Linked DNA regions of Mus musculus: region 2 is linked to region 1. A link is a loop called in an ENCODE intact Hi-C map of the cell type or tissue named here. Cell type or tissue: gastrocnemius. All regions are shown on one strand. Each heading gives the region's core, and the rest is flanking DNA. Links, peaks and the distances in the headings are about the cores only. Region 1 overlaps Ccdc6 (coiled-coil domain containing 6). Region 2 overlaps Phyhipl (phytanoyl-CoA hydroxylase interacting protein-like).

What was found. A loop is a pair of places that touch in the nucleus more often than their neighbours do. Peaks named below come from ENCODE experiments on the same cell type or tissue, not always from the same donor. Only the 100,000 strongest peaks of a DNase experiment are listed, where the experiment ranks them.
Region 2: it touches region 1 in a loop (4-fold over the local background); 3 of 42 quality-filtered maps call a loop at or near these places.

What each region holds. Positions count from the first base shown.
Region 1 is chr10:70,172,196-70,175,002 of GRCm38, reverse strand. The region is part of intron 5 of Ccdc6 (coiled-coil domain containing 6); the gene reads right to left. Among named protein-coding and RNA genes, the nearest start is that of Mrln, 31 kb to the left of the region's middle. In gastrocnemius, for the core only: a CTCF peak has its summit at 1,514 (motif pointing left); a DNase peak (open chromatin) is centred at 1,512; H3K27ac peaks cover 233 bases.
Region 2 is chr10:70,562,423-70,565,229 of GRCm38, reverse strand. Phyhipl (phytanoyl-CoA hydroxylase interacting protein-like) reads left to right here. Exons shown (of 5, transcript NM_178621.4): 4 at 1-56. Among named protein-coding and RNA genes, the nearest start is that of Phyhipl, 35 kb to the left of the region's middle. In gastrocnemius, for the core only: a CTCF peak has its summit at 1,392 (motif pointing right); DNase peaks (open chromatin) are centred at 874 and 1,384.

The sequences.
Region 1 (2,807 bases), core at 241-2,740:
CCAGAGCTTGCCATTAAAACCGTGCTCCAAGCAATCATTACCCCACACTGGGGTGGCCTTGGCCTACCACGGGAGACCAGGGTTTAAAATTTTGCCTAAGTTTCAAGGTTTACAGAGGGGTTACATTAACTACAATTTAGTAAACAATCTAATGGCCTGCTGGGAGAGGTGTTTCCACCCTGTTCCCTCTCGTTCACAGGACAGGGGCTCCAGGCGCATACATGACATAGCTGGAGTTGAGTTTCATTGGCTGCCTTGTCAGACTTCCTTCTCCACTGTGGGGGCTGGGAGAGAGGGAGCCCAGTTAGGGAGATAGACTGGCCCACTGGTTTCCCTCTAGACTGCCTGTCTAATCTAAACAGACCATGGGGGTTGGGGGACTTGCCACGCTCATTAGCGCATCCTCCATGCTCAGTGGAGCAACTCTCAGTCGTGTGCCAGCTTCAGCTACAGGTAACAGTCTTGTAAAAGAGAACTTTATACAGTCAACAAAACCCCTTTCCCACCTAGTGTATGTAAGCCTCGTGTGTGTGTGTGTGTGTGTGTGTGTGCATACAACCTCTGGGAACGACTTCACTCATATGGGTCTACGGATCAAACTCAGGTCCTTGGGCTTTGCGGCAAGCCTTTTTACTCACTGAGCCATCCTGCCTGCCCAGTGACTTCTGATGACCATGACACTAGTGTGCAATGCCCAGGGAGGCAAGAGGACTTCCGTTCCTTCGAGCTGAGACGACAGCGGCTAGGAATGGAAGATTCCCCTCCTGAACAGTAGTCTTAACCACTGAACCGTCTCTTCAACCTGAACCCTGTTTCAGAAATTAAAATGCTCGGATTATTAGACCCGACTACGTAGACTAAACACTACATCTCTCAGCTGTTCTGAACGCAGTCTGGAGACTCCCGCTGCCTAACCCACATGCAAAGTCTTTTTACTGAAGTGATTGGGGGTGGGGGTTATTTACCAAGCTTGATTTTCAAATGAACAGCTTAAAATCAGTCTCCCCAAGCATGTTTGTGTGCACAATTTATAACCGAGCTCAACAGAGAGCACCGGGTGGCCCTGGGCATCACGACTACTGCTCAGAGCGAGATGGCGAAGACAGAGCAAAAGTTCCCAGAGCCGAAGATTCCCAAGGCTCCAAGAACAGAAATTTAAGAGGAAGCATTGTATTTTCAGAAGAAACTGCCATTCAGGCTGGGCATGAGATACATGTCTATATTCCCAGCACCTGGGGGTGGGTTAAGGCAGGGGTGCTGAGAATTTGAAGTCAGCCTCGACAAAAATACACACCATAACAAAAAATACAAGGAGAGGGTAAGTCGTTAGCATATGGGGACTCTCAGCAGAGGAATGCTGAGACACTCAGTAACTTTGAGATAAGAATGTCACACCAGGTAGAACTACAGGGCTTCCTGTCAATTCAGCAATTTAACTCATATGCCAGCAGGGCCCCAGTGCACCCCCAGTGTCAGGACCCAAGTGTAGGACCCAAGGCCTCCCTTGGGCGCCCTCTGCTGGTACACTGTGACCTTCCTCTCTCACACAGCTCTCTGGATCTCAGAGATTACCCTCATCACCCTTATAGTCTGCTACCTCCTGAAATGTAATCAAAGGTGCCATCCGGTGAGGGTGGCACCAAATCAGCTTCAGAGTGACAAGCAGGCTGTTCCCTGTCCCCTTCCCAGGTACAGACCACATGGGGACTGAGCCCCAAGGCAGAGTGAAAGGCTCAACTCAAACTGAGAAGTCTAGAGACTTGTTCCAGTCAGGGCTGAAGGCTGAGGGGCTTAACTGCCACAGCTACAACCAAGGAGGAGCAAGCCACGTGATGCAGAGTTGGAGACCAAGGGAAGACGGGATAAACCATTAACACGGCCTCCTAAGCCAGAGACCACTTTGAGGGGTTGAATGTGCCTTTCACAGGGTCGCTGAAGACCGTCAGAAAACAGATAGTTACATGAAGATCCCTAACAGCAGCAAAATTATAGTTATGAAGTAGCAACAAAAACAATTTATTGGTTGGGGGGGTGGTCACCACAGCACGAGGAAGTGTATTAAAGGGTCACAGCATTAGGAAGGTTGAGAACCACTGCTTTAAGCCTTATGAAAACCAGCTGACCAATGCCGACAGCTTCTTTGAACCAGGCTTTTTTTGTCCTGAGGTAGGGTGGAGTGGGGGGTATCACACTAGCATTCACAGATGTCTTCAGGGAGATCTGCAGGCCTTTCAAAGACCAGGCCCTGAGTGCCAAGGGATGGGGATAAAGCGTCCTTCCCTTCCCTCAGCGCCTCCCAGCCAAGCACAAATGAGGAAGGAGAAAGGGAAGCTGGCTGGCCTGGGAAGAGGTGCAAACCAAGCTGCCTACCACTCCAGAACATTCTGAGCTAGCTCATCTGGTTTCGTGGAGCATCTAGAGGCGCTCATCTGAGACATACCTCCAGATTACTTGGACTAAAAAAAAATAAAAGAACATTTCAGAGGACTTCAGTGTAGTCCTCAAAGGACTGAGAGAACCACCCAGTGCCGCAGCTACAGGGCTACCTACAGACCCAACCGAACAAAGACAAAAGGGCTTTTGCAGGTGTGATTATGCCAGGGATCCAGGTGTGGCGAGAGAATCCTGGATTATCAGGGTGTGTGTAAGACACAAGGGTGAGTCAGAGTGTGAGGGAGAGCAGAGCAGAGAGGACATGTGAGAGCCACAGCAGAGGCACAGATGGAGCCCAATGCTGCACACAAGATGCTCTGACCTGGGTCCATTTGCACAACTGGGCCTATGCTTGCTACAGTAAAAATAAGAAC
Region 2 (2,807 bases), core at 291-2,790, 390 kb before region 1:
CTTAAGTTCTCTGTTTTCTATCGGAACCAGCACAAAGAGTATTTTGACTATGTGAGGTAAGAGTCACCAGTATCTATGCGTTCAGGTATCTTGGTTTCATATATGTCTGAAGAGCACATTCTTGTAGAGCCCAGAGAAGGGCGTTGGGTCGCCTGGAACTGGAGTTACCGATGGGCGGGAGTCAACACGTGAGCTGAGAATCCAAAACTGGATTCTCTGGAATTGCTGCAAATGTTGTAATCTGCTGAGCCATCTCTCCAGCCCTGGGAGACAAAGCCTTTGAAAATGACACACTACAGTGATTCTGAACTTCTGCACACAATCCACACAATGTTTTCTTTTGAAGCCTTAGCCTGCATGTGGCACCTCAATCTTATATTAATAGCTCTTGAGAGGATGAGGCAGGAGGGTCACCATGAATTCAAGCTCAGTTTAGGGTGCCGCCAAGGGACCCGGATCAAAAGGAAATCAGTCAAAATGAATAAGAACCTAATGCCTTTAGAGTTATAAAGGAGTTTTGTCTTTACATGACTATGTATGAAAAAAATCAGGAAGTTTTGATAGATTTTTAAATTTTTGCATACTTTTCTAATTTCTCTTAAATCAGTCATGAGCTCCAAGCTGTAGAAATGCAAGGAATCATAGTGGAAGAAGTGTGTTCGGCATATATGTTGTAGAATTAGAAGACCTCCGTCACTTTTCACCACTGAGGTCCTGAGAAGCACACTATGGGAAGAACATTTTTGCCTTGTAGCTGCTTTGGGGGCAGAGTCTGTCCAGGAAGACATGGTAGCAGGTATAAGATAGCATGGTAGCAGGCTACTGAGACTGCCAGACATCCTGGGAGACTGTGGCCTGCCGTGCTAGGCTAAACCCTAAGGGCCCACCCCAGGGACTCCTTCCCCCAGCAAGGTACCACCTGCTGAGGTTGTAGCCCTTATTCAAACAGAGCCACCAGCTGGAGGGAGACCTGCAAGTGTTCAAATGCATGAGCCTGAGGGGATGTTTGAACAAAAAACAAAGTACTTTGTTGTGCCCTGTGTTTGTATTGTATTTTGATGATAGCAAACGCATCTGCTTTTTGTCTGAATAGCTTATAAGTACAGATTTCAGTCTGTTGTTCTAAGTGGCCAGGAGTCTATATAATTTTGAGTGGATGCCATTCACCTAATTTAAACTGAATGACAAATTATTATGCTTGTCAGTCATTAATTGAGAATGGCTGGTAAATTCAGCCCAAACAGTTTTTATGTTTTTAAATATAAAATGTGGAGACCAAAAACTTTCCACGATTGCTACTGCCTCTGTTAAGAAACACATCAAAAGAACACAGCTTTGCTGTATATTCAGGTTGCTGGGTTGCTGCCAATCACTGCCCAGTGCGGCCACTGGGGGTCAGTATTTCTCTAGGATTTTCTGACTCTTCTGTGGGAAGAGGCTTTCCTGGCATAGAATATTTGCTTAATTTGTTCTCATAAATGTTTCCAAAAATTCAAACCAGTCAAACTCTGAGCACCTGGAAATGGATGAAGTAATTGTACACATTACATGATTTAAATCCAGTTTACCCGCATGAAAAATGTTTGTATCAACAACAAAACTTACTTTTGATTTAATTTCAAAAATAATAGCAGTAAAACCCATGTAACTTGTATCTTGAAGCATTAAATACAAACACCGTTAACTAAGGCATAGGTAGAATTCCTCATCATTTTGAAAAGCTTTATTTAAAAATAAATAAAGCCCCCTCTCTCTCTGCTGGAGGTGGGGCTCTAGGAGAATGCTTGCCAGGCATGCAGTAGTCTAGGTTCAAGCCCCAAGACCACAAATAACAACAAAACTACTCCCTTTTCTACGCAGTGAACTTTAGTAAGGGTATTTACTTCCGTGGATCTTGATTTGCATTTTAATTAGGAAAGTGTTTGTCAGGGTACATTTCCTTGATTAGAATCCCTTTAGAATGTTATCTTCAGAATGCTTGATGAAGAAATCTTACAATTACCCGGTAATCTTTATACGTCATTATAACTGAAGAAGTTGTGGATAAATCCTGTTTCAGTCCATAAGGGCTGAACTAATTGTCTTCTCTTCTAAAAAAAAGACTAAAACATGAGCACACCTTCAGTGAAAATGCCTCCTGCATCCGACCTTGTTCACGTTCACTAGTGAGGCTAGGGGCTTCTCTATCTGAATACATTTTCTTTCTCCTTTTTCTGCCTGGTTGTCAGAGACCCAGAAAGAACAGGAGGGTGGGGCTGAGACTCACAGAGCTGGAATATTTCCAAATTTAGCAAATAGCATATGCCTATGAGTTTTAGCTGAGAGACCCCCAAATGGTATAAGGATCTGATGAAATTTATACCAAGGAACATCTTGAAAACTGAAGAAAATGAAGGAAAAAAAAAGGGATATTTCAGGTGGTAAGAAAGCAAGTTAGAGAAGATACAGGCTTTGCTCCTGGAGTGTGTTTCTCGCCTGGCCTCCATGTGGCCTGGTCTTGCCTCTAATCTACTTCTTTAATAAACACCACTGGATAGTAGTCAGGTGATGGAATTGGAAGCCTATTGCTTTTCTAATGATGGTGGCAGGTCCCCAGCCTACCTCATTGTCTCACAGACTCTGAGAAGCCTAGTGATAGTAATGATAAAAAAAAAAAAAAATCCTTATTAGAATACTAGCTTGAACTTTCCATTCTTAAAAATGCTGGTAGGCACCCATCAAGAAAAACAAGAATGGGGCAACTCTACAGAGAACCTCCATTCACAAATTAATTAATGAGACCTCCACTCAAATTTAAGCATAGCTGA